5 separate regions of the Homo sapiens genome follow, and all the other regions are linked to region 1. Evidence: chromatin loops called from intact Hi-C (ENCODE). Cell type or tissue: heart right ventricle. All regions are shown on one strand.

Region 1 (5,000 bases):
AATTTTATCTCATCCCTTTCCTCTGAGGAGCTGACCTTGTACAATATCAGGAGCCCAGATGTTTTGGAGTCAGACAGGCAGATCTTAAATCCCACCTTTGTATTTATAAGCTGTGTGATTTGGACATGTTTTCTACCCTTTCAAAGCCTCAGTTTCAATCTCTGTGATACCCAAATAATAAAAAGCTGTCTCATGGAGGCAAAGGGACTAAAAACTTAAGCAATGACTCAAGAATGCCCAATAATGTGCTTCATAGTAGACACTTAAAAAAAAAAGTTAGTTCCCATCACTTCCCCAATGCCAAGAAAGACTATGGGGAAGCATAACCCCTCTGGCACCTGGTGGGAAAGGAGGAACTGAAAGGGGATAAAGGGAGTGTAAGAGGAAATGGAGAGGGTGACACACAGACTAACTTCACCAGCACCGCCCCCATGCTCTCATTTCACCCGGGGCCAGTCTTAATCTCACATGGAAATGAGGGATAAGATATCTGCGTGTCAGACAGAAAGTACAAATTCAGTGCATCTGACTCAGAAACTTGGCAAAGATGCCGAGAGCAGATAATAAATATAATCACCCTGATTTAATTCAGATGGAGACCTCAGGGTTCGATCACTTCCAGCTGAGAGGTTCTCCTGTCATTGGAGGGAAGCCTGCTCTGACCTACCTGTGACAGTTGCTAATGGTTTTCTAAATTAGTGTCAAATATGATCTTATGAAGGAGTCATTTTTCCTTTAAGATGGTTTATGAAAGGAGTTTTCTGCCAGCACTTTGAAAAACAGAGAAATTCAACCAAAATCTGGTCAATGTTCATGTTGTTCTTCTATTTCAAGACCTGAGCACTTTCAACTACAATCAGTCAACAAATATTTATTAAGTCTGAAAATATTTGCTGTGTCAGGCACTGTGGGTGATGGAGAAGAGGTGGAGTGCATGGATTCCACTCTCAGTGAATTTTCAACCAGCCTACCTCTACAAAGTGATTGACCAATGAGACAAAACCAAAAAATCTATACTCAAGTGATAGTATACAAGAATGACCCCTGCCTCAGAGAATTGTGATGAGCTTCAAATATACCAATAGCGCAAACAGACATACGGACATGTGTGTTTCACAAATTAGTTATCCTACCCCCTAGAAAAAAAAAAAACAGAGAAATGTGAAAGCCAAGACAGCAGGGAGTCACAAAGATCAGGCTATCAACTATAGATGCTATAGAGATTTTGACAAAAAGAATGCCACTATTGACCTTTTAGAGAACTGCTTCTGGAGGGTGATGAAGATCAAAGCCAGTTAATGCAAAGAGTTAGGAAAGGGAAGCACAATTTCGCAAGTATAGCCAATAGGCGTAAATGACACATTTGAGAGGCTTGGGAAGGAGGATGAAGGGAGAAAACTGTAGCGTTTGGTGAAAGTTAGTCTGCTTATTTTTTAAGAAATGGAACTCTGTTTAAATAGCAGGTTTCTCTAGTAAGAGGGTAAAAATTAAAATGTTCTAGAACCTACCATAACTCTAACCTGATGCCAACAGGACAAGTACATGGTCTTGTGTCTCCAAGGAACTCAAAGATAGGTGGAGAAATTCTTTTACCTTTTAATCAAACAGTTCTAAAATAAAAATAAAAATAAAAACTTGCTTCCCTGGGATTTTTTAAAAAATAGCTTAGTTTATTTCATCAGCATTCTATAAAACAAAATAGAGACTGATCTGTTCTATCTGCAAAAAACACAGTTAAGGTACTTTTGACTAGGAACCTATTAATCCTTATTATATTTATTAAGAGTTTATACTTTAAGTCAATAATGACTTATTACATTGGCTTATTACAGCCCTCTTATCACCAAGTAAATGGTATAGGAAGCATAAAAATGTTAATGACAAGGCCTTTGCTCTCAGGAGGTTTTTTAACTCAATAGAGAAGACAAAAAAAATGTATAAATAACTTGCAGATAAAGGGCACTGTGACCAATTTAATAAAAGACTAAAGATATTCATTAAGAGAAGAAAAGAGAAAGAGGCTAATTCTGAACTAGAAGAGCTTAGACAGCTTCTTGGAGGAAAATGGACTTCAGTTGGGCTTTGAAGAAAGCATAAGCACTTCCAAAGCGATTCTGGTGGGGCTACACAGGGGTTGAGGGAGGTACAGTTCCTTTTGATTCCAGGCGGGAGGAGCTAATAAGCAAAGTGAAGAGTAAAAAGGATGGTCATAAACAAAACATCATAACAGTCTTGAAAGATGGTCCAAATACCCACTGTACCAAAACGGACTTCAAAACTCGAGCCCTCTAGATGGAAGATCTGTGCCTCTAGGCCTGTCTAATTCATTTCTGTGTTGTTACTCATGCCACTGTTTCCTAACTTCAATATTTCAGCTCTAGGGCCTATTTTTTTTCCCATTGTACTCATACTGCAGAAAGAGGAAATAACTCATCCAGTGGTGGGGATTTCTTAGCAGGGTTTTGAAGAGGGTTGCTGGGGGTGGCTGACTCTGCCAAAATGTTTCCTTTTTCTCTTGCTGTTTGTCAGATATTGCTGTTGAGCAACACTAGGGAGTGTCATCAACATGCAATCTCATCTGATTTATCTTCCCTTACTCACTCAGACTCAGCCCTTTGCCTCTTTTTTTTTTTCCTGGCTTATTTAGAGTTTCACAACCTCTTACCTTTAACTGCTGAATAAGTGTAAAACATGTGTGTATCTGGCATCAGATATTACAATCTCCAAGAAAAAGTATTCACAGTCAGAGATGGCTGTGGCTACCTAGTATACATCAATATTTTGCTTTGCTGTTATTTCATTTAGAAATTACATTTCCATTTTCCTCACAGATTCACATTCGAAACAATAAATTTTCAAATTTGTATTTTCCTCCAAGTCTCTCCCTTTTGAAAGGTGGATGGCTGAAATAAACATTTCTCTGAGCTCTACAGAGCTCAGAGTGTAAGTCTGTCCCAGAGAGCCATTAAAAAATTCCACACCAATAAACCACTGACGTAAATACAGGCGATGGAATATTTGGGTCTAACAGGATCCTAAAAAGGACTTTCAATCACATACACAGAGAAAATTAACTTCATTGACACATCAAAACTTTTGCAATGTCCTGGAGGCAGGGCCACCATGATTATTCTTCAACCCAACTAGCACAGACAAAGGATCTTATCGCCAAATCAGCCTGACTTCTTCGGGATCGATCAAGAAAACTCACCCTCCTCCCCCAATCTCTCTTCTCTGCACCCATCTTAATATGAAGAAAAATGGTTTGGGTTTTGAGTTGAGGATTCTAGAGCAGAATTTTAGATCTGATTGTTAAATAAATAGTTTGAGCCTAGTGAAAGATATGACTATACTAAAAATGGCTAAATAAAGCAGGTAAGAAAAACAAGGCAGCATATTGATCCTTTCAACAATGTATAGCTTTTATAGACCCTGCCATTCCATGCCAGTGTCTGGACTCACAAACTTTGGGGCAGCAAGCATTTTTAAAGCATTCAGTTGAGCTAAGAAGGACTGTATATGCATTAAAAAGTTTCTAGGACCTGTCTCCATTTCCCTGGATATACTTAACTCTACCTATTACCTTTTTATGTAAGTATCTTCTGCACACAAATACTGAAAAAGGTCAAGTTCTGGGAAGTCACCTGTTGGCTCTGTCAACATACAAAGGAAGCATCTGCTGTAAGATATTTCCTGCCTGAGGCCGTCTTTGCTTCCAAGTTTGTTGCTAAATCCCCAAAGCCTTCAATAGCACCTAGGGCCTAGCAGGAGATCAGTAAATATTTGTTGAATACTGAATGAATTCACAAATAAAAAGTGCTCATTGTTATTGATGTGCTCTCTTAATTGCCTACCTTGCCACAAACTAGACTTGCCTTAACCACTGGTCTCTATTCTTTCTGAATCCTTACCATATGTAAGGATTTGTCCGTATGGGTTCCCAAGTACTGTATCTCTAACCTCTGGAGTCTTAGTGTGAATTTGGTCCACAGGCACCAACAAGACTTGCTATCTCAGAGTTGGACTGTTCATTAAAATGACTTCAACTCTTCACTATCTGGCTTACCTTGGTTATCATAGTCCTAAATTCCAGAGCTACAGTGACACAAGTCCACATCCACATATAGCATGAGAATATAAAAGGTATAAAAGGGTAAAATTTAGTGGGGCAGGGGTGGGTGGTGGTAAGTTACTAATTGTGATAGTCTGATAGTCAGAATTCGAGATAGCTCCCAATAACCTCTGCCTCCTGATGTCCATTCCTTTATATAATCCTCCTTGAATGTGGGTTGTACTTAGTGGTCACTTCTAACAAACTGAATATGGTGAAAGTAATGGTATGTAACCTCTAATTTTGGGTATAAGAGACTATCTCTCTCTCTCTCTCTCTCTCTCTCTCTCTCTCTCTCTCTCTCTCTCTCCAGTAACCAGTGAGGAACTGAGGTCTCCCAGCAACCACCTGTGTGAAGTTGGAAGCGGCGCTCTCTCTCTCTCTCTCTCTCCAGCAACCAGTGAGGAACTGAGGTCTCCCAGCAACCACCTGTGTGAAGTTGGAAGTGGATTCCTTAGCCTCAGTCAAACCTTGAAACGACTGAAAACCTGGTCAACAGCTTGTCTAAAACCTCATGAGAGACCCTAAGCCAGACTCGCTTACCTACAGAAGCCTTTATCTGTATCTCTGAATAAATGTTTGTTATTTTAAGCTACTACATTTTGGTGTTGCTACATAGCGATAGATAACTAATATGCTAAATCAGGGATTGGCAAACACCCTCAAAGGACCAGATAGTAAATATTTTGGGATTTGCAGGCCACACAATGTCTGCTGAATGCAGGTGCATGGAGGTCTAGGCCCAAAGTCTTTTTGGGCATTAAGGGAAATTCATCTCCGTCTTTTTCTAAAGCATTCATTTTATTTTCTACCCATTCTACAGAGACTACCCATTCTACAGAAATTTCCTCAATGGAGAAAAAGGACTAAAACATTATACTTTTTCATT
Region 2 (5,000 bases), 300 kb after region 1:
CAGCTTATTTTGATCCACAATATTGTATCAAATTTCCTGCTTGGCATTAGAGACACAAGTGCAAGCCACAAAGATACCACCTGTTAAAGACTGTATGCCACAATTTCTTCTCTGTAGTGAGAAGACATCAGAGCACAGATATCAGTACACTTCGATCTACAAATCTTCCTGAATATAATATTAAATCAAGTGAAAGTAGAAATAGAGGCCAACTATTTCTTACACCATAACAAACTTCTTTTATGCTACTAAGAAATTTTACAAATTAAGGTTTAAAGAGACATCTTTTTTATGTCCTACCTTGATGAAATGAATTTTTAAGGAAATGTCCAATCTACAAAAACCAAACAAATCAACCCTCAAAAGAAACAGTAACTACAATAACAATAACAAAAATTACCTTTAAACACTACTTTTTTTGGCTTCCAGTATTTCTCCAGGTTTTTAAATTACAATCACATGCAAAGTACACACAAAAATATTGAATGCAATTGTGCTTCATGCCAAAGCAGAAATAAATCCCCTTTACAATTATGTCTGATTTGTTGTGCAGAAGCAAAAGAGAAACTGTCAGTGTAGGGAGGAGACTATAATTAAGGCTTATTTACCACTATATTAATGGAAAGGTAAATAGTTGAAAAAGTAATTTTATTTTAGTTTTCTAACCAATTATCTATCATTGAACTAAAAGAAAGAGATACACATTGAAAATTTAAAGAAAAGCCCTTTGGAGATATTCTTTTAAAAAGTCTAACTACTTTATGAGAATCTATGTCTTCAGAATGCACTATTAAAATAAAGTCCTTATACCTTGCTTGGCAGCAAGCAGCTATGTCCCAGATTACAATCTACCTAGATGGGAGTTTATTAGCATAATCTCAAACCAATTTATAGCAAACAAGATTTTGTTTTCCTGTGTTTTGTTTGTTTGTTTGTTTGCTGGATTTTTATATACTAGTGGAGTCTTCCTTTTAATGCGTATATATTGGGTGAAACCATGTGAAGTCATTGATATTAGACTGTTTTTGCCTACAAAATGACAATTTCATATAATTCAACCTAATATTATCCTTTGTGGATAATAATTTTACTCTTCCATTTTATTATTCTGTTTTGTAGCACAGCTATTAAATGTCATGTGTTTGTTATACAGAACTGTCTTCTCAAAGTCCCACATACCCCATATATTCCTCGAGTTATGGTCCTGTATTATAGATGTATACTACAACAGACACATATGATCTACAATAGATATGTACAATCTATACTACAAGGGACATCCTGCTGTCCCTTGCTAAGAGGCAGTTATGCCCACCTCAATAGCACTGTCTGTCAAAACTGTCTGGATTCCTCACGTAATGAGGCTTTGCAAAACTTGAAGGGTACTGGGAGAGACAGTGAGTCTCAAAAGGTGGACCAAAGATTTTTAATGATCTATGATATTTTCTAGGCCAGAAATGTGCAATTTTAGTCTACTGACTACCTCACAAGGAGGCAGCACATCTCATAAACCTCCTGTTTGCTCCTTCTCGCTACAGGGGGAAAACCTAACTCATCAGATTTTGTAAATTTCTACAACATGCATTTGGAGTAATTCATTGAACATAAACGTACTGAACACCTACTATAAGCCAAGCACTGTGGCAAGTTGTAGACATCCCATTAATTTTTAATTTCTTAAATTATTAATGCAGCAATGCTGCTAGAGTTATAAACATGAATACTGTAAGAAACAAGAACACAGATCGATTTGAAGTCCTAGTGGTCACCAGTGATTCTTGGAATTCCCTTTAACCATCAGCTCATTGGTTACCCTCACTTCGTTTTTGTCACTGAAACTCCTAATGAGAGATCTAGGAGGCTTCTCTGCTATGGGATTAACACTGAAAGGACCCTTGAATAATTAGAATGGTTTCTGGTACAAGATAGACTCAAAATGGACTAGTCCTCTGTAGAATTCCTCTACAATAAATACTATTCTTGAGATCTATTAGAGAATTTGTAATGTCATAATGTCAGGGTTTTATTTTGGCTACAAATTAAAAATGTACCCAAAATATTTAACTAAACTGACATCATAGCAGTAGTGTCGTCAAAGACCACGCTGTTCTTCCCATTTGTTCTTACGATTAGTTTTGCACTGACTAGCAGGATCAACTGTGGCAGTGATTTGCCTTGGAAAGAATTAGCAGAATCCTAAATGGAAAGGCTAAAATTCTTAATCTTTGAAAATTTTGAAAACACTGAATAAATAAATTTTATATATGTAATTTCTATCAACAAAATTGTAAGTATTAGAAATACTTCTTAATTTATGGATAATCCATCAAAAGAGATTAACCAACGGCAGTGCTGTTTTTCTTACAGCTTCTAATGAGAAGACTAGAAGTAAGTTTAGCACCTCTGAAGGACAAATAACACAATAGGGAATCTGCTCTGCAACAGCATGTGAAATGTTACCTGGGTGGCATCTTAATACGTGAGACAGTGGGTATGGATTAGACTGAGCTCAGGGACCTCAAAGTAAAAGCTTTCCTGGGAAGGGGAACATCACACACCAGGGCCTGTTGTGGGGTGGGGTGGCAGGGGGAGGGATAGCATTAGGAGATATACCTAATGTTAAATGACGAGTTAATGGGTGCAGCACACCAACATGGCACATGTATACATATGTAACTAACCTGCACGTTGTGCACATGTACCCTAAAACTTAAAGTATAAAAAAAAAAAAAAAAAAAAGCTTTCCTGGAAATTGTTGCTGCTCCCCCCTTGTGGTAAACTATTTAGATGCATTGTAAATATGACTATAAAGTTTTTCCTATACTAAAATGTTAGGCTACATAGGCCACGTTTTATCTCCTCCCCCAACATTTTTTAAAGGAAAATGGATTATGCCAAATGATTAAATGCCACTTAAGTGTCAAAAAAAAAAAAAAAAACCCGACTTACTGTGGTAGAATCAAAAGAAAGGATATCCATAACAGGGGGAGTAGAGATCTGCAAATCGATTACCTCAAGCTTTGGATTAATCTGTGTATATACATAAAAAAAAATTATGAGATTTTCATACCATAAGAAACCAAATACTATTTGTAAAAACCTGGAGGGCATTTTCTAATATATTCTAAAATTAAAATATATTGGTATATTCATTACTATGGATAAAAAAAATTTTAAGCTAAATGTTAGCCTACCAATTCTATCAACGTATAAGAAAAGATCATTTTGGTAAGGTTGAATTCACCCCAGAAATAAAAGGTTTTCACTTTAGAAAATCAATGTAATTTACCTAAAAAGGAATATTAAAAATAAAATAAAATGACCCACCTCAAAAGATGAAGAAAAAAATCCTAGCCAGTTCAGTAAGAAAAGGAAATAAAAGGTATTAAGATAACAATTAGAAAGAAATAATATTCTCATTCATATATAATGTTATCTAGAATTTATTGCTAAATCATTAGAATAGTCAGAGTTTAAGTTAGTCCCAAAATCAATATATGAAATCAACTGCATTTCTGCATTCTAGCACACAGTTAGAAAATGCAAAATTTTAAAGGACACCATTTACAATATCAAAGAAGTTTAAAAATACATCAGAATAAACATACAAAAAAGAGTAAGACCTTATGGAAAAGAATAAAACTTATGTTAACATTAAAAAAGGCTCAAATAAGTAGAAACTGTATCATAAATAACTCAAAAACAGAGTGCTGTATATGGAAAATAAATATATTCAGAATATTCGTAATGAGAAAAGTGAAATTAAAGCAAAATACCACTTAATACCTATTAGACTGCAAAAACTAGAAAGCTCAATGACGCCAACACTGTTTGTAGCAGCATTGTTTGTAATGGCCAAAAAACTATTGGAAGTACCCTAAGTGTCTATCAACAGTTAAACAGGCTGTAAGAATTACTACAGTGACAAATTCACTGGAATGCAATACAGCAGTGAAAACAATTTATGAATGCATGAATTCAGAATTCATATGTATGAATCTCAGGACTTTAATGTTAAATTAAAAAGTAAGTTACGGAAAATATACATTCAATATAATTCCATTTACATAAAGTTCAAACTCATTCAAAATTAAACAATAATTATAGATTCAAATATATAAAGTTACAAAGAAAAGCAACAGAATGATTACCTAGAGTGGTGACTAACTTTGAGGGAGGCTATTTCAGAATTTGAAAAGACATAAAAATTAAAAATAAAATTGAAACATTATGAATACAAAGAAGTAAACAAAGAGCAACAAAGATAGCAGAGTTTTATATCAAATGAATGGTACCAATAAGTGTACTAACGAACCTTAAAGAAGAAACTATTGACTGAGCGCTTATCAGGAGTGTCCAATCTTTGGCTTTCCCTGGGCCACATTGGAAGAATTGTCTTGGGCCACACATAAAATACACTAACATTAATGATAGCTGATGAGCTAAAAAAAAAAAAATTGCAAAAATATCTCATAATGTTTTAAGACAGTTTACGAATTTGTGTTGGGCTGGATTCAAAGCCAGCATGTGACCTGTGGGCTGGACAAGCTTGGCTTAGACAGTGAGAAAGACTTCCTATGGAGGAAACACGGCATATGACGGCTCTTTAATAAAAGATCTAGAAAACAAAAACAGAGAGGGAGATGAGTAAAAGAGCATTCTTCATGGCATAGTGGAAGAATGCTGACATACTTTCACACAGGGTTAGAAAGAAGATTGTCAAGGGTCAAATTGTGAAGGGTGAAGGAATTTGGGAAGGCACAGAAAGTTGGAAGCTACAATGTGCTGAATTGAAAGAGTAATCTGACAGACACATAAAGTGTCATGAATACATTAGGGACGGCAGTGAGGACACTACAGCGTTAATCCAGGTCTGTAGTGATGAAGACTTGGCCAGTGATAAGAGGAGTGGAATAATTTTTAAAGCACTTACCATGCTTGATGGGTATGGCTGTAGTTTTAGAAACAGTAAAATCATTTTATAATTATCCAGCCAGTGT
Region 3 (5,000 bases), 98 kb before region 1:
AGAAATTTCTGAATCACTGTTGAGTGCTTTTTATGAAACACCTAATTTTTAGGAACAGTGCCTAGACCCATGCACACATCAAGGAACTCAATAAAGGCTTGTTGATTGCTTAAGTACTGATGAACAGTGTCTGGTTGATATCAGATACCTCCATCAATGGGAGATGTAGCAGTTTTTATGAGTAGGCTCTTTTGAACCGGGGGAGGCATACAGAGAAGATAATTTGTTAGTGGCTGACAATGATGGCTGCAGATTAAATATAAGCCAGTTGTATGAGATCTGTGAAGAAAACAACTTCATGCTTTAGAAGAGATATAGAAAGCCTCAGGAGTGCCACAAAGAGAAATTGTGACAAACAAGATTATCTAAACAATGTCCTGGGTCATTTAAAGAAGAGAAACCCTTTGCACACTGTACAGTCTTGTCCCAAAACATGCTCTTTTCCCCTCGCTGACTCTTTGTCACAGATTCCGGTTCTACTCATGCCCAACACTAGCGAACCAAGTTACTGCGTCCTGCATCTGTGCTCCTATTTATGTTTGGCTTCCTCTCCAACTTTTCTTCCATCGCTAATAATTTGTGTGTGACAGTTTTCAGACACCTGAGCAAAAATCATCTGCCAGCTCTTGGCATATAGTTCTTCTGCACTCAATAGACCCTTACACACTGAAATACTATATTCCTTTGAAATTAAAATCTTGCGATCTAATTATTCACCAGGTCTTCCACACTTAGAAATTTTTTCTCATGAAACTGCTTGAGAATAGGATCTATGATTCCCGCATCTCTTCTGTTTCCCAGTGAGCTGCTCTCTGTGCAATATATCACATTAGTAGTTACTCTAATACTGTGCTTAATTGTCTATAACCCTGCCTTCAGCTTGCCCATGCCATTAAGGTGGCTCTGTGAAAGAAGTGTAATTAGTTTTTGGTATCCCTACAAGAAGTTGCAGAACCATTAGTATTGACTCCATCAAAATCTACAGATAACATCTGTTCATATTCTACAGGCAGGTAAAAAGCTGCATGATCATGGTTAATGCATGAAAGGCCAGTTAACACAGTGGTTACAAGCGTGCTTTAAAAGATCCAACAGCCCATCCTCTGCTACTTTATAATTGGTGAGCTATTAACCTCGATGAGCATGCTTTTAAAGGTCCAACAGCCCATCCTCTGCCACTCTATGGTTGGTGAGCTATTAACCTTGTTAACCTGTTTTCTCTTCTAAAGATGAAAATCATAATTGTATCTATCTCACAAAGTTTTTATGTAGATAAAAAGATAATATAGGTAGTGCAGCACCTGGGACAGGGAAAGCCCTCAATAAATACATACTATTAATATCATGATTAAAATAATTAACCAATAACTCAAACACATTTTGAAGATGCAATGGACTAGCTAATGATATACAAGTTATCCAGACTTAAGGTTTCGCTTTTACAGACGCATACGTTTATTGAGTATTTAAATTACTTATAATTTATGGTCCTTAATCTTGAAAGCAGTCTGGCATCCAGGTATCATGATAGCTTTATAGTGATTCGGACATGAATTAGAATTGTAGCTTTCCACTTACTAGTTAAATGGCACTGGACAATTTGGCTAATTTCTGGAAGCTTCAATGTCCTTATTCGACACAAGAAAAGAAGGTAATTCCTACTTTGAAAAATGGTGATAATTACATGTATATTCCCTAGCAGTAAATGAATGACAGCTGTCATGATTTTTAGTCCTCTAATCTTCCTAATTATTCCAAGAGACAGACACTATGTAACTGAAAGATAAATCTGTAGCAGAAAGCTACACATAGGACACTATATAGAGCTCTGCCTCTTCACCTCCCTAGTGGCATTCCTTCAGAATTAAGAAAGGAGTGTATCTTTGGGGACAGACTCACATGGGAGAATTTGAAGTAGGCAATTTGTGGACTCATTTTCTATAGAGTTAGCAGAATGTGGGTTATCATCACAGGATGGGTATTGCCGTGCTTCCTGCAATCTTCGAATTGCCGCACTGTGGCATGGTATTAGTATCCTCTCTATGATGGGCTGATTACGAGGTAAAGCTGCATTGGCTGACCGCTCTATCAGGTGTCTGCTCTAATAACTCCAAGCATGATTACTTTTTTAAAAAACAAATAGAGACGTGGAGGAAAAACAAGGAGCCACCAACCAGTAAGCACTTCAAACCACACCACAAAAGACCAGATGTTGCTAGACTGTTTTTATTTGGACAAGTTCTAACTAATCTTCCCTGAGATCAAGCGAAGGATTTAACCAATACCTAGTCACCCAGGGTAATAAAGTTCATGATTATTTAGCAACATGTGGAACTGCGGAGAGTTCTTTTTCGTTTCTCGAGGGAAGGAGTGAGAAGGAAGAAAGAAGGAATATCAAGCTATACAAAGACTAAACTAAAAATTTAAGTAGTTCAATTTTCTTTTCTCCCTATATAACACAGAGAATTGGAGCCATCCCAGTTCCAGTAGTACAAATTGTGTCAAGAACCATGAAAATTTCAGTAGCTATAATTATAACTAGGAAAAACATATAAACATATTTTGAATAGGAGGCTCATATTCTGGTGGTTTAATGAGCAAAAGGCAAACAATAATAATAACAATAACACATTACAGATTGAAATAAGAGCTTTGAGATTTTTTAAACAAGAGAGAGAAAATCACAAAGGAAATGTACCCATTGCAGAAAGAGACACCAAGAAGAGCTGCCATTTAGATTGAGATATAAAGGCTGGAGAGAAGATAGATGTTTCAGGCTGAGGGAAGAGGGTATGAATAGACCTGGGGGAGCTTAGTGTAAGAAAGGGCCTGAGGGAAGAAATCAATAAAGAAGAATGAGTAATAAGGAGAGTGGCAAGATGGGGTGGAAAAATAGTCAAGGCCAACTCATGCAGTGCCTTTGGGTCATGACTCATACTGTTAGTAGAATAAGGAGCCATTGACCAGCTTTTAGAAGGAGAGGCAAGATGTGATTTAGACAATCTTGCATATCAATCAGAGGACAGCTTCTTGAGACAGATTCCTGAGGCTCACGTCTTCGTCTTCGCTTAACAGCTACATATTAGCTGGGTGACCCTTTGTTTCCTCATCTGCAAAGAACAATAATAGGACCTATTCCATTGTTTTGAGACTTAAGTGAATTATTTCATGGGAAGCCCATAGAACAGAGGCTAAGACATAGTAAATACTCAATAAAGGTTATCTATATATATGTAAATATGTATAAGCCATATATATTTATGTTCATGTAAATATATACATAATAATTTTAAATAATATATCTAATGATTTTATTTTTTTAAGTTACTGCACTTGCTGCTGTGTGGACAAAGAATTAGCACACAAGAAAAAAAGAGGAATCAGGAAAACACATTATTTAGTAAGATAAAATAGAAATGCTAAACGTCTAAAATAGAAGGGTGACAGTGGAGATGGCAGGAAGGAGATGGATCAATATATATATTCTGGCCATGAATAAACTGGACCTTTTGATGCATAGGATATGAGATGAGGAGAAGGGAGATCAGGAATCTTAGACCATTCACAATATCCCAAAGGTGGAAACAGCCCAAATGTCCATCAATGGATGAATGAATAAAGAAATTTTGACAGTATATATAAAATGAAATATTATTTGGCTATAAAAAAGAATGAAATACTAATGCATGTTACAACATGGACGAACCTGCAAACATGCTAAGTGAAAGAAGCCAGGGACAAAATATCACAATTTGCATGATTTCATTTATGTAAAATATCCAGAAAAAGTAAATCCATAGAGAAAGAAAATATACTGATGGTTGCCAGGGTCTGGAAGGAGGGGAGGATGAGAACTAACTGCTTAATAAGTATAGAGTTTCCTTTTGGAGTTATGAAAATGTTTTGGAACTAGATAGAGGAAAAATACTGTGATTGGATTAATGCCATTGGATTGTTCACTTTAAAATGATTAATTTGGGGCTGGATGCAGGGGCTCATGCATATAATTCCAATGCTATGGGAGGTCAAGGTGGACAAATCACTTGAGGCCAGGAGTTCAAGACCAGCCTGGGCAACATAGTGAAGTCTTGTCTCTACTAAAATATTGAAAAATTAGCTGGGCATGGTGGTACATGGTTGTAGTCCTAGCTACTTGGGAGGCTGAGTCAAGAGGATTCTTTGAACTGAGGAGTTGGAAGTTACAATAAGCTATGATCAAGCCACTGCCTTTCAGCCTGGGAGAAGAGATACAGAAATACATACAAAATAAAATGATCAATTTTATGTAATGTGAATTTCATCTCTATAAAATTCCATAAAAAAGAATGGATCTTAGGTTTTGTCTTGATCAACTGGATGAAAAGTTTCTCAAGTCAGATGAGGACAGTGAGTTCAGTGCTCTGTTTTGAGCATTTAAGTATGTGATGTTTATAATTTTTACGAGATGCAAGAAATAAGTTACATATACAAGTTTGGAGCTCAGAGGAGATATCAGAACTCGAAGCATAGATTTTAAAACTGTAAAAGTGGATGATATAAGTATCTAAAGGAGATATGTCTAAAGGAGAAAATGTAGGCAAAAGATTTTATTACTATTATTATACTTTAAGTTCTGGGGTACATGCGTAGAACGTGCAGGTTTGTTACATAGGTATAGAAGTGCCATGGTGGTTTGCTGCACCCATCAATCTGTCATCTACATTGGATATTTCTCCTAATGCTATTCCTCCCCTAGCTCCCACCCCCCAATTTTAAAAAGACCTAAGACAAGCTCTGAGAAATGGCAGCATTTAAGAAAATAACCCCACAAAAAACATTGATAAGTAGAAGGAAATTAAGAAAATAACCCTGGAAGCCAAGAGGTAAGCATGTTTCAAGCAGATAGGGTCCCAACTTTGACAAATATTGCTGAGAAGTCAGGTAAGATGAGCGGGGAAGAAGTCCATTGGGTTTGGCAACCTGCAGGCTATTGTAGATTTTAACAAAGAGAATTCCAGTTA
Region 4 (5,000 bases), 110 kb before region 1:
GGCAGGAAAAATTGCCAAGTCCCCAGCAATAGATTAATGACATTTCCAAACTCAGAGAGACTGATTTGACTAACTTGTACATGAGCCTGATTTGACTGATTTGTACATCATTAGCAGTGTTATGTTTTGTTTTCTTATTGATACGTAAAATAATGGTGCATCTCCTGTCTGATGGCACTTAGATTCAATAAACTAGAGTACTGCCACATCTTTTTCTTTTCAGACAAGAAAATCAAGACAAAGGCAAGTTACTTGTCCCAAAACCCACAGAAAGTGAACTTTTTAGAGATATTTAGAATTAGTTCAGTCTGATTGCAGAACTTATTATTTTAATCAGTATGAAAAACTACTTTCCAAACATGGAAAGAAGGTTGGCATAATCTTTTGAAAAATTAAGTCAGAGCATGGCATTTCTCTTTCCAATACATTTTCATCTCATGCTGAGTAAAAGTTGAAGTTCTTACAAGGGCTTACTAGGCCTTGCAAGATCTGCAGTTCCCTTCCTGCCTGTTTGCCACTGCCTCTCAACCTCATCTTCTTCTATTCCCCTTCACTCAACTCTACTCCAATCCTATTGACTACTTGCCTTCCCCATGCCACGCTAGCAAATTTGCTCCTACTTCAAATATACTCCTACCTCAGGGCCTTTGCATTTGTTATTCTCACCACTGGGAATACTTCCCCATCACATCTTCACTTGGTCACTTTCTCATTCCTTCATCCCTGACCTATATAAAAATAGCAGAACTCTTGCTCCATCTCATGCCCTGTCTATTCCCTTTAACATGTTCTATCTTCTCCATAGCATATTATTATATGAAATATCATATATATGACTTTGTTCATTTTCTTGTTGATTGCAACAATGTAAGTAAGCTTCAGAAGGCAGGACCTTTGTTTTATACATTTCTGTATCTGTGTAGACAGTAGGCATTCGATAAGTAAATGAAGAAAATGAATGGATCTTCCTCTGACAAGGTCATTCCACTGTCTTTCCCTTCTGTTTTATTGTCAGTCCAGAGAATTATGCAAATTGGAATCTATGGATTATTATTGCTTGTAAATCAGTAATGCTCTTTTTCATCCCATTTGAGAGATTTAAAAGGGTTGACACTCGGGAGGCTGAGGCAGGAGAATGGCATGAACCCGGGAAGCGGAGCTTGCAGTGAGCAGAGATTGTGCCACTGCAGTCCGCAGTCCGGCCTGGGCGACAGAGCGAGACTCCGTCTCAAAAAAAAAAAAAAAAAAAAAAAGGTTGACACTCTTATGATAGAGTGTTTCGAAATGCAGATTTCAGAGCTAGACTACCTGGATTTTAATGCTGGCTCTACCATTTGCCTATGCAATGTCACAAAAGTTACTCAACTCCTCTGAGTCCTCGTTTCCTCATCTGTAAGACTGGGATAATACTAGTGTAGGACTTACACCTGAGGATTCTTATAAGGATTAAATTAAATAATACAGGGATTATTAGCAAGTGCTAAGTATTAAAATATATATATATTTTTGAGACGGAGTCTCACTCTGTCTCTCAGGATGGAGTGCAGTGGCACCATCTCGGCTCACTGCAACCTCTGCCTCCTGGGTTCAAGCAATTCTCCTGCCTCAACCTCCTGAGTAGCTGGGATTATAGGTGCATGCCACCAAGCCCTGGTAATTTTTTTGTATTTTTAGTAGAGACGGGGTTTCACCGTGCTAGCCCCAGGATGGTCTCGAGTTCCTGACCTCGTGATCTGCCTGCCTTGGCCTCCCAAAGTGCTGGGATTACAGGCATGAGCCACCGCGCCCTGCCAATAAAATAATTATTTTTATTGGCAAATTATTTCCAACCTACCTAATAGGAACCGTTAAGAGCAAGACGGTTCTCAATGGGGGAAATTCTTCCTCCAAAGAAGATATTTTCCATGCTAGAGACATTTTGATTATCACAGTTAGGGATGGGGTGCAGGATGTTCCTGTTATCTAGTGGGTAAGAAGACAGGGATGCTGCTAAACATTCTATAATGCACAAGGGGGTCCTCCACAACAAAGCATTGTCACGCCCAATGTCAATAATGTCATTGATGAGAAATCCAGGGAGAGATTATTTGTTTCAATGTACTTCACCCTTCAGTATTCCAGAATAAGTAAGACATGTAAAGGGGAAACGTTTTTGTAAACCACCTCCACTCCATCTGTCATGTTTTGAAATCAGCTTAAAGATGAAAATCCATGCTTATATTACCCTTCTCCAGAGGCCTGGCCTTAAATCTCTCCATACTATTTTCTTTTATGATTCAACCCAAAAGAGATTCAGATTCAGGTGTTGCTGTCCAGACCTCAGGATTCCCAGGCAATTGTACTTGAAGATTCTCGTGTTGGCCTTTTCAGTTCTGCATCAGACCACTAGAGGGTAGAGAAACACTATCAATCATTCAGCATTTGGGTACCTGACAGTTTTCAGTAATACAAATCTTAATAAAATGCTAAATTATTTCTGGCTTATGAAATAAAAACTGCCCAGAACGGCTTTATTAAACACCTCTATATGTACACAGTTTTAGAGGCTGATTCAAGTATTTTACTCTGTCATCACCCTCAAACTCTAAAGTATAGTAGTAATTTAAGTCAATATTATATGTTAAATGGAGGCCTAATAAATGGCCATTGATGATCTTATGACTATTATGATAATATTATGATAATATGTTATGACTATGTTGGTAAAGCTCTTTTTTGATGAAGATTTAATCATGCTGTGACTTAAATCATATCAAATTGATTTAAATGATTCTCCCCACCAGGAATTAAGCAAAAATTGAGAGTGAATTGAAATCTAAAAATGAACTCCAATATGGAATAAGTAGCATTATTTTGTTGAACCCTGACCCAAACGCAGCCCAAAGTATAAACGCTTATTGTCTTATCAATACTTCATTAGGATGAACCTGAATGACTAAACAAATTACAGCATTATCACCAACTATCTAGATATATCTCAATCCCACACACTCAGGTTTGAAATAGAGGCACTGTATTAGTCTGTTTTCATGCTGCTGATAAAAACATACCTGAGACTGGGCAATTTACAAAAGAAAGAGGTTTAATTGACTTACAGTTCCACAGGGCTAGGGAGGCCTCACAATCATGGTGGAAGGCAAAGAGGAGTAAGTCATGTCTTACATGAATGGCAGGAGGCAAAGAGAGAGAGAGAGGTTGTGCAGGGAAACTCCCACTTATAAAACCATCAGATCTCTTGAGCCTTATTCACTATCAGGAGAAAAGCATGTGAAAGACCTGCTTTTCTCACGATAATGATGATTCAGTGATTCAATTACCTCCCACCAGGTCCTTCCCAAAACATGTGGGAATTTGAGATGAGATTTTGGTGAGGACATAGCCAAACCATATCATTCTGCCCCTGGACCCTCCAAAATCTCATGTCCTCACATCTCTAAACTAATCGTGTCTTCCCAACAGTCTCCCTAAGTCTTAATTCATTTCAGCATTAACTAAAAAGTCCACAGTCCAGAGTCTCATCCAAGTCAAGGCAAGTTCCTTCTGCTTATGAGCTTGCAAAATCAAAAGCAAGTTAGTTACTTCCTAGATACAATGGGGGTACAGGCATTGGGTAAATACAGCCATTCCAAATGGGAAAAATTGGGCAAAACAAAGGGGCTACAGGCCCCATGCAAGTCTGAAATCCAACAGGGCAGTCAAATCTTCTCCAAAATGATCTCCTTTGATTCCATGTCTCACATCCAGGTCGTGCTGATGCAAGAGGTGGGTTCCCATGGTCTTGGGCAGCTCTGCACCTATGGTTTTAAAGGGTAAAGCCTCCCTCCTGGCTGCTTTCATGGGCTGCCATTGAGTGTCTACAGCTTTTCCAGGCACATGATGCAAACTATCAGCAGATCTACCATTCTGGGGTATGGAGGAAAGTGGCCCTCTTCTCACAGCTCTACTAGGCAGTGCCCCAGTGGGGACTCTGGGTGGGGGTGCCCACCCCACATTTCCCTTCTGCATTGCGCTAGCAGAGTTTCCCCATGAGTGCCCTGCCCCTGCAGCAAACTTCTGCCTGGACATCCAGGTGTTTCTGTACATCCTCTGAAACCTAGGCAGAGGTTTCCAAACCTCAATATTTGACTTCTGTGCACCCACAGGCTCAACACCACATGGAAGCTGCCAAGACTTGGGGCTTGCACCCTCTGAAGCCACAGCCTGAGCTGTACCTTGGCCCTATTTAGTCACAGCTGGAGTGGCTGGGACACAGGGCACTGAGTCCCTAGGCTGCACACAGCACAGAAACCCTGGGCCTAGCCCAGAAGACTATTTTTTCTTCCTACACCATTGGGCCTGTGATGGGAGGGGCTGCCATGAAGACATCTGACATGCCTGGAGACATTTTCCTCATTGTTTTGGGGATTAACATTCAGCTCCTTGTTACTTACACAAATTTCTGAAGCTGGCTTGAATTTCTCCTTAGAAAATGGGATTTTCTTTTCTGTCACATTGTCAGGCTGCAAATTTTCGAAACTTTCATGCTCTGTTTACCTTTTAAAACTGAATGCCTTTAGCAGCACCCAAGTCACCTCTTGAATCCTTTGATGCTTAGAAATTTCTTCATCAAATACCCTAAATCATCTTTCAAGTTCAAAGTTCCACAAATCTCTAGGGCAGGGGCAAAGTGCCACCAGTCTCTTTGCTAAAATATAACAAGAGTCACTTTTGCTCCAGTTCCCAATGAGTTCATCTCCTTCTGAGACCACCTCAGCCTGGATTTCTTTGTTCATATCATTATCAGCATTTTGGCCAAAGCCACTCAACAAGTCTCTAGGGAGTTCCAAATTTTTCCACATTTTCCTATCTACTTCTGAGCCCTCCAAACTGTTCCAACCTCTGCATGTTACCCAGTTTCAAAGTCACTTCCACATTTTGGGGTATCTTTTCATCAATGTCCCACTCTACTGGTACCAATTTACTGTATTAATCCGCACTCACACTGCTAATAAAGACATACC
Region 5 (5,000 bases), 77 kb before region 1:
ATAAGGAACTAGTAAGTGCCAGTCCCAATGCTCAGCAATGGGGAAACATTTACAGACAAAAATTAGCAGGATCCCAGCCCTTTTAGAGCTTTCAGCGTAGTGGAGGTAATAGGCATAACCAAATGATTGTACAAATAAATGTGAAATGAAAAATCTGACAAATACTATGCAGGATTTGAAAGCAGAAGAGTGGGAGGCATTTGCTAAGTCTGAAGGTTCCCTACAAAAGAGACCAGTGAGTTGACAATAGAGAATGAGTAGAAAATAACTAGGGAAAGGGTGGTGTTGAGAGCCGTATTTCATCGTGTAGTAAAGCCCTGTGGTGGGGAAGAGGGAACAGGACATATTGGAGGAAATAATAAAAAGATAAAGGGTTATTACTGAGGCTACAGAGAGAAAAAGATAAAAGGTCTCTGGAGGATTTAAAAAAATAGTAAAGTCCTAAAAAAGAAAAAAAGCAGAATCTCACATATGTTTAAATGTTGAGAGGAAGGACTCGGTAATAATAAGAGCCAACATATATCTTGTTGGTCATACATTCCTTATACAAATATATGTATATGTTTTACATATATTTATTCATTTAATCTTCCTTATAAAACTTTGAAAAATGGGTATTCTTACTATCCTCATTTTATAGATAAGGAAATAGAAGCACAGAGTTTAAGTAACTTGCCCAGCTAGTAAGTGTCAGAGCTCCAGGATCATTTATCTTAACCAATATGGAAGGGGATAAATATATTAGAGAAAGTATAATCGATAGGTGGAGGTAGTAGTTCTTCAATCTCAGTCTACATTAGAATCAGCAAGTGTGCTCATGAACATTCAGATTCCCATACATTACCTACCTTCTAGGTTTCTGAATTAATAGGTCTAGCCTTTTTCAACACCAAGTCCAGGTGATTCTGATGCAGGTGCTCCAGGGGCAAAGCATGAGTGCAGAGGTAGAGAGATTGCTATTTTTCCTAGGGGAGGTTGGGAGATTTCCTTCTAATGGCTTCTATTTGTTCTCAGAAATATAATATAGCAAACATGAATACTACAAGACAAACTTGAGTGTCATCTCAAAGACTCTCATCAACTACGAAAGGATTGAGAACAACCCGTCCCTGACCTTGAGAATTACGGTCCTGGTGGACTGCTGCATTTCATGCCCACTCTTGTACCAAGAGGAGCTAAAGAAGGCTTTATGTCTGTTCCTCCAAAAATTGCAGGAAGGAGTATATATCCTACAAGAGTGATAGGAAGGCCAGGTGATTGAGGAAAGACTAGATGAAGTGTTGAGATAAACTAAGTCAGCCAAGGGCACAGTAGGCTAGAAGCCCTATAAGAAGAACCCAGTAAGATCCAGAAGAGGAAAAGATATATTTATGGCTGAAAGGGAAGTACATGGGAGACTTGGTTTATTTACAGTGTCCTTGTGTTTGCAATGGGCATTGTTTAAAACTTCTTTTATCCCAGAATTATTTCCCAGAACTTCCTACCAGGTCTCCCAGAACACCGAGATTTACATCTGAAAAACCAGTGCACAACGGGGAACATCTGTGGTCTTCAACTTACACAGCTAATGGCCTTTCCCCCACTCTTACATCACCAGGGACCACAAGCCAACACATGCTGTAAGGATGTAACCAGCTGTAGGGAAAACATTCATTATCAGAGAGAATTACCCAAGTCCTAAATACTCGGCTATGCAGGAAAAATAAAATTCTACTTAATGGAACTAGCAAAAGTTGACTTTTTGAAAGGCTTTCATGGGTCATTCTCATTGCCTATTTCAGTCACCCTTAAGTCACAAATCTACAACTGGAGTCTGTGATGTTCAGGCAACTCTCAACTATCTGTACATCCAGCAATTTATAATCCACATATAACCCAAATGCTGCATTTAGCTAGTAATCTCCACTGCCTCCTCCTCATCATCCGTAAATAACTTCCCTGGCACCTTTTACTAGAGGAAGATGCTTTTCTTGAGTTTAACTTTGTCTCCCTTCAGCTTTCTACTGTGAACTGAAACAGTCAATGTTCAAGTGTAAAGTAGTACCCCACGAAAGTGAACTAGGTACAAAATGTGGCATCCCTACCCCCACCTCCTCGTGAGTTTGTGGGAAGAGGGTGTAGTACACTTACTAAGTTGAACTATAAGCAGAACTTCCCTAGGTAGCCAGAGGAAAATGTCCATGAACTCAAGCCAAGCCAAAGCTGCCATTCCCAGCCTTGTGGGCAGCCAGCCCACCCTTTCGGAAGTGCCTCAGACAGTGCTTTGTTATGTTTCTCCAGTGAGGAAGCTTCCTGTAGGTCGCGGTGTCTCCTGCCTTGCAACCATGAGAATAGCTGGAGCTCAGTCATCTGTCCCCCTCATCCTGTCAGAAGGAAGGGTCAGAGAATTCCCATTTAAACAACCTTAGCAGAGTTGATGGAAAAAACATGAGAAGAAGGAAAACTCCTGAGAGTCCAAATGGTTGTGGAAAATTATTTATACACACACACACACACACGCATCACAGTCTATATGTGTATACACACCTATAATGTATATATATTTATAATACAGAAAAATAATAAATAATATGCCTAATAGATTATAAGTATATACATATATAAACATACACATATATGTATATATACATGTAGATATGTGTACATATGTATGTATGTGTTTTATATATATTATGTTTATTGTTTGTGTATTTATAAATATATAAAATATTGCCCTATCTTCCTCTCCACACATATTGGCTCGGATTTCACAGTGCTTCCAAGCATAACCAAAAGACTCAAAAGAATGAAAATTAAAAACACAATGCCAGTTTCCAGCAGGATGGGTGGTAGTTGTCAAAACTTGATGTTCAAAGCCAGGATTAAAGGCTGATCTAGCCCATGGTAGACAGGTGCTTGAGGAAAGGAAGGATTTGGCAACTGCTTCCAATATCCTTCCATCTCCAAACATACAAGTTCAACAACCCACATTGTTCCCTTATTCTTTGTCCAAATGAGAAGAAATGCTTCTGCGAAGACATTTGTTTTAGCTTCCAAATGGTCTCGGAACACCCTGAACATCCTAGAATCTGCCTGCTGGGTGGAAGCAGGGTGGGAAAAGACATGCTGACGACCACTTGGGTGGCAGGCTGTTCCTTCCATGCCCAAGGCATCTGTACTTTGAAGTTCGGAAAACTTCCTCCATGGCACACTGATTTCCATACACTTTGATTCTTCAAGACTTTAAGTGATATGATAAGATAAACTTCCCCCGAAGGAACAAGGACAGCTGAGGAAGAAGTTATAAATGTTCCCAAAAAATCCCCTAATAATCAGAGCAGTCCATAGCAAAGTACTGTAGGCCTGTTGTTGAAAAGAGAAAACTCTGCCTTCTTTATGATAATCACTTTACTAATGGAAGTGTGTTTGTGAAGTGCAAATCTCCTTAGATGAGTGAAAAGTTTCTTTTTTCTAAACTGCAGAATGAGATTGCCTGTCCCAAAGCAAACACGACAGGTGCATGTGATCTTTCTTCCAGCTGTTTTGGTTATTTTCTTTCTTTTCTTTTTTTTTTTTTTTTTACATTTTTTTGAGGCAGAGTTTCACTCTTGTCACCCAGGCTGGAGTGCAATGGCGCGATCTTGGCTCACTGCAACCTCCACCTTCCAGGTTCAAGCAATTCTCCTGCCTCAGCCTCCTGAGTACCTGGGATTACAGGCACCCACCACCATGCCTCGCTAATTTTTTTGTATTTTTGGTAGGGAAGGGATTTCACCATGTTGGCCAGGCTGGTCTTAAACTCCTGACTTCAGGTGATCCACCCACCTTGGCCTCCCAAAGTGCTGGAGTTACAAGTGTAACCCCACCACGCCCTGTGAGGCCATGTGGGGTTACATGTGAGCCACCACGCCCTGCCTGTTTTCGTTATTTTCCAACTCAGAGAAGGCCAGCCTGGCTTCATTCTTACTGGCTGGATTATTGTCTGACTGTTAGCACACACGTTTACCTAAGGATAAAAAGTCTCCAATGCAAATCACTGGTATTTAAACAGTTCTAAATCAACAGGTTCTCCCATGGGATTGTGTGTGAGCTGCTCGATATGAAAAAAACAGAAGCCAGCTCTGAAACTAAAGGACATAAAGGTCCTTTGCTACTAGAATGCTCATAAATGCCTCTGACAAGCATTTGAGACTCTCTGCAATCTACTTCCACCTGCCTTTCTAGGCATCACACCCCTGTCTTCAAATCAGGTCCTTGTCTCAAGCCCCATCAAGCTGCTTCCTGCCTTCGTTTTCAGCATAAATCACCCCACTAGCTTTTCTTGTCCTCTCTCCTTGCCCTTACCCTTGGGATTCTAACCAGCCTGAGGAATTCAGCTCCTTATGTACTTTAGAATTCAGACCACTGCATTCTCTTTCCTCTAAATTTTGTTGTACTCTTAAAATTATCCCTTCAAACTCTTCTTTTCTCCAGTTATCAGTACTAAACAAGTAATTGTTTCCCTAACTACATATAAACAAATTTTAAAATGCTATCTGTGGTATGAAAAATACTAAAACATGTTAATGGATAGAGGAAGAGTAGGGTGGAGGTAAAATTTTAGATAAGAGATAAGAAAAGATATTGTTGAAGAGGATACCTTTGAAATGAACAAAGGAAGCCTGCCATCAAATGGCTGAGAGGAGAATGTGAAGAATTTGAGACACTTGGCTTGAGAGGACCCCAACTGGTGTTTCAGAAACAAAAAGGAAGCCGGCTCAGGATGAGGAAAGTGATAATGATGCATTCAGAAAGGAGGGCAGTGGGAGATTATGTGGGTCCTTGTTGGCTGGACAAGAAGTTGGATTTTCCTCTAGTGCAATGGAAAACCTTTGGAGGACTTTAATTGAGGAAGTGATATAAGCCAGTTTATGTTTTCAAAAGAGCTCTCTATTTGCAACGTGAAGAAAAGACAGGAGGGAGGTAAGACCAAAGGCCTGGAGCTGACTTGCTGGGATTCCAGGTGAAAGGTAAGAGAGGCT

What was found. Hi-C counts contacts between places; a loop is a spot of excess contacts. Peaks named below come from ENCODE experiments on the same cell type or tissue, not always from the same donor. Only the 100,000 strongest peaks of a DNase experiment are listed, where the experiment ranks them.
Region 2: a loop joins it to region 1, with 2.8 times the contacts of the local background. A loop is called at or near these places in 15 of 110 quality-filtered maps.
Region 3: a loop joins it to region 1, with 2.4 times the contacts of the local background. A loop is called at or near these places in 12 of 110 quality-filtered maps.
Region 4: it touches region 1 in a loop (2.0-fold over the local background); 13 of 110 quality-filtered maps call a loop at or near these places.
Region 5: it touches region 1 in a loop (2.6-fold over the local background); 7 of 110 quality-filtered maps call a loop at or near these places.

What each region holds. Positions count from the first base shown.
Region 1 is chr12:89,160,433-89,165,432 of GRCh38, forward strand. No RefSeq gene overlaps it. Among named protein-coding and RNA genes, the nearest start is that of LINC02458, 140 kb to the left of the region's middle. RefSeq lists an enhancer at 271-330. In heart right ventricle, no CTCF peak of the experiment used is centred here; DNase peaks (open chromatin) are centred at 429 and 2,489; H3K27ac peaks cover 4,311 bases.
Region 2 is chr12:89,456,689-89,461,688 of GRCh38, forward strand. The region is part of intron 9 of POC1B-DUSP6 (POC1B-DUSP6 readthrough); the gene reads right to left. POC1B (POC1 centriolar protein B) reads right to left here. Exons shown (of 12, transcript NM_172240.3): 10 at 2,950-3,030. Among named protein-coding and RNA genes, the nearest start is that of GALNT4, 66 kb to the right of the region's middle. In heart right ventricle, a CTCF peak has its summit at 2,775 (motif pointing left); no DNase peak of the experiment used is centred here; H3K4me3 peaks cover 523 bases; H3K27ac peaks cover 963 bases.
Region 3 is chr12:89,062,090-89,067,089 of GRCh38, forward strand. No RefSeq gene overlaps it. Among named protein-coding and RNA genes, the nearest start is that of LINC02458, 45 kb to the left of the region's middle. In heart right ventricle, no CTCF peak of the experiment used is centred here; no DNase peak of the experiment used is centred here.
Region 4 is chr12:89,048,883-89,053,882 of GRCh38, forward strand. No RefSeq gene overlaps it. Among named protein-coding and RNA genes, the nearest start is that of LINC02458, 32 kb to the left of the region's middle. In heart right ventricle, CTCF peaks have their summits at 2,387 (motif pointing right) and 2,591; no DNase peak of the experiment used is centred here.
Region 5 is chr12:89,083,375-89,088,374 of GRCh38, forward strand. No RefSeq gene overlaps it. Among named protein-coding and RNA genes, the nearest start is that of LINC02458, 66 kb to the left of the region's middle. In heart right ventricle, no CTCF peak of the experiment used is centred here; a DNase peak (open chromatin) is centred at 2,187; H3K27ac peaks cover 4,006 bases.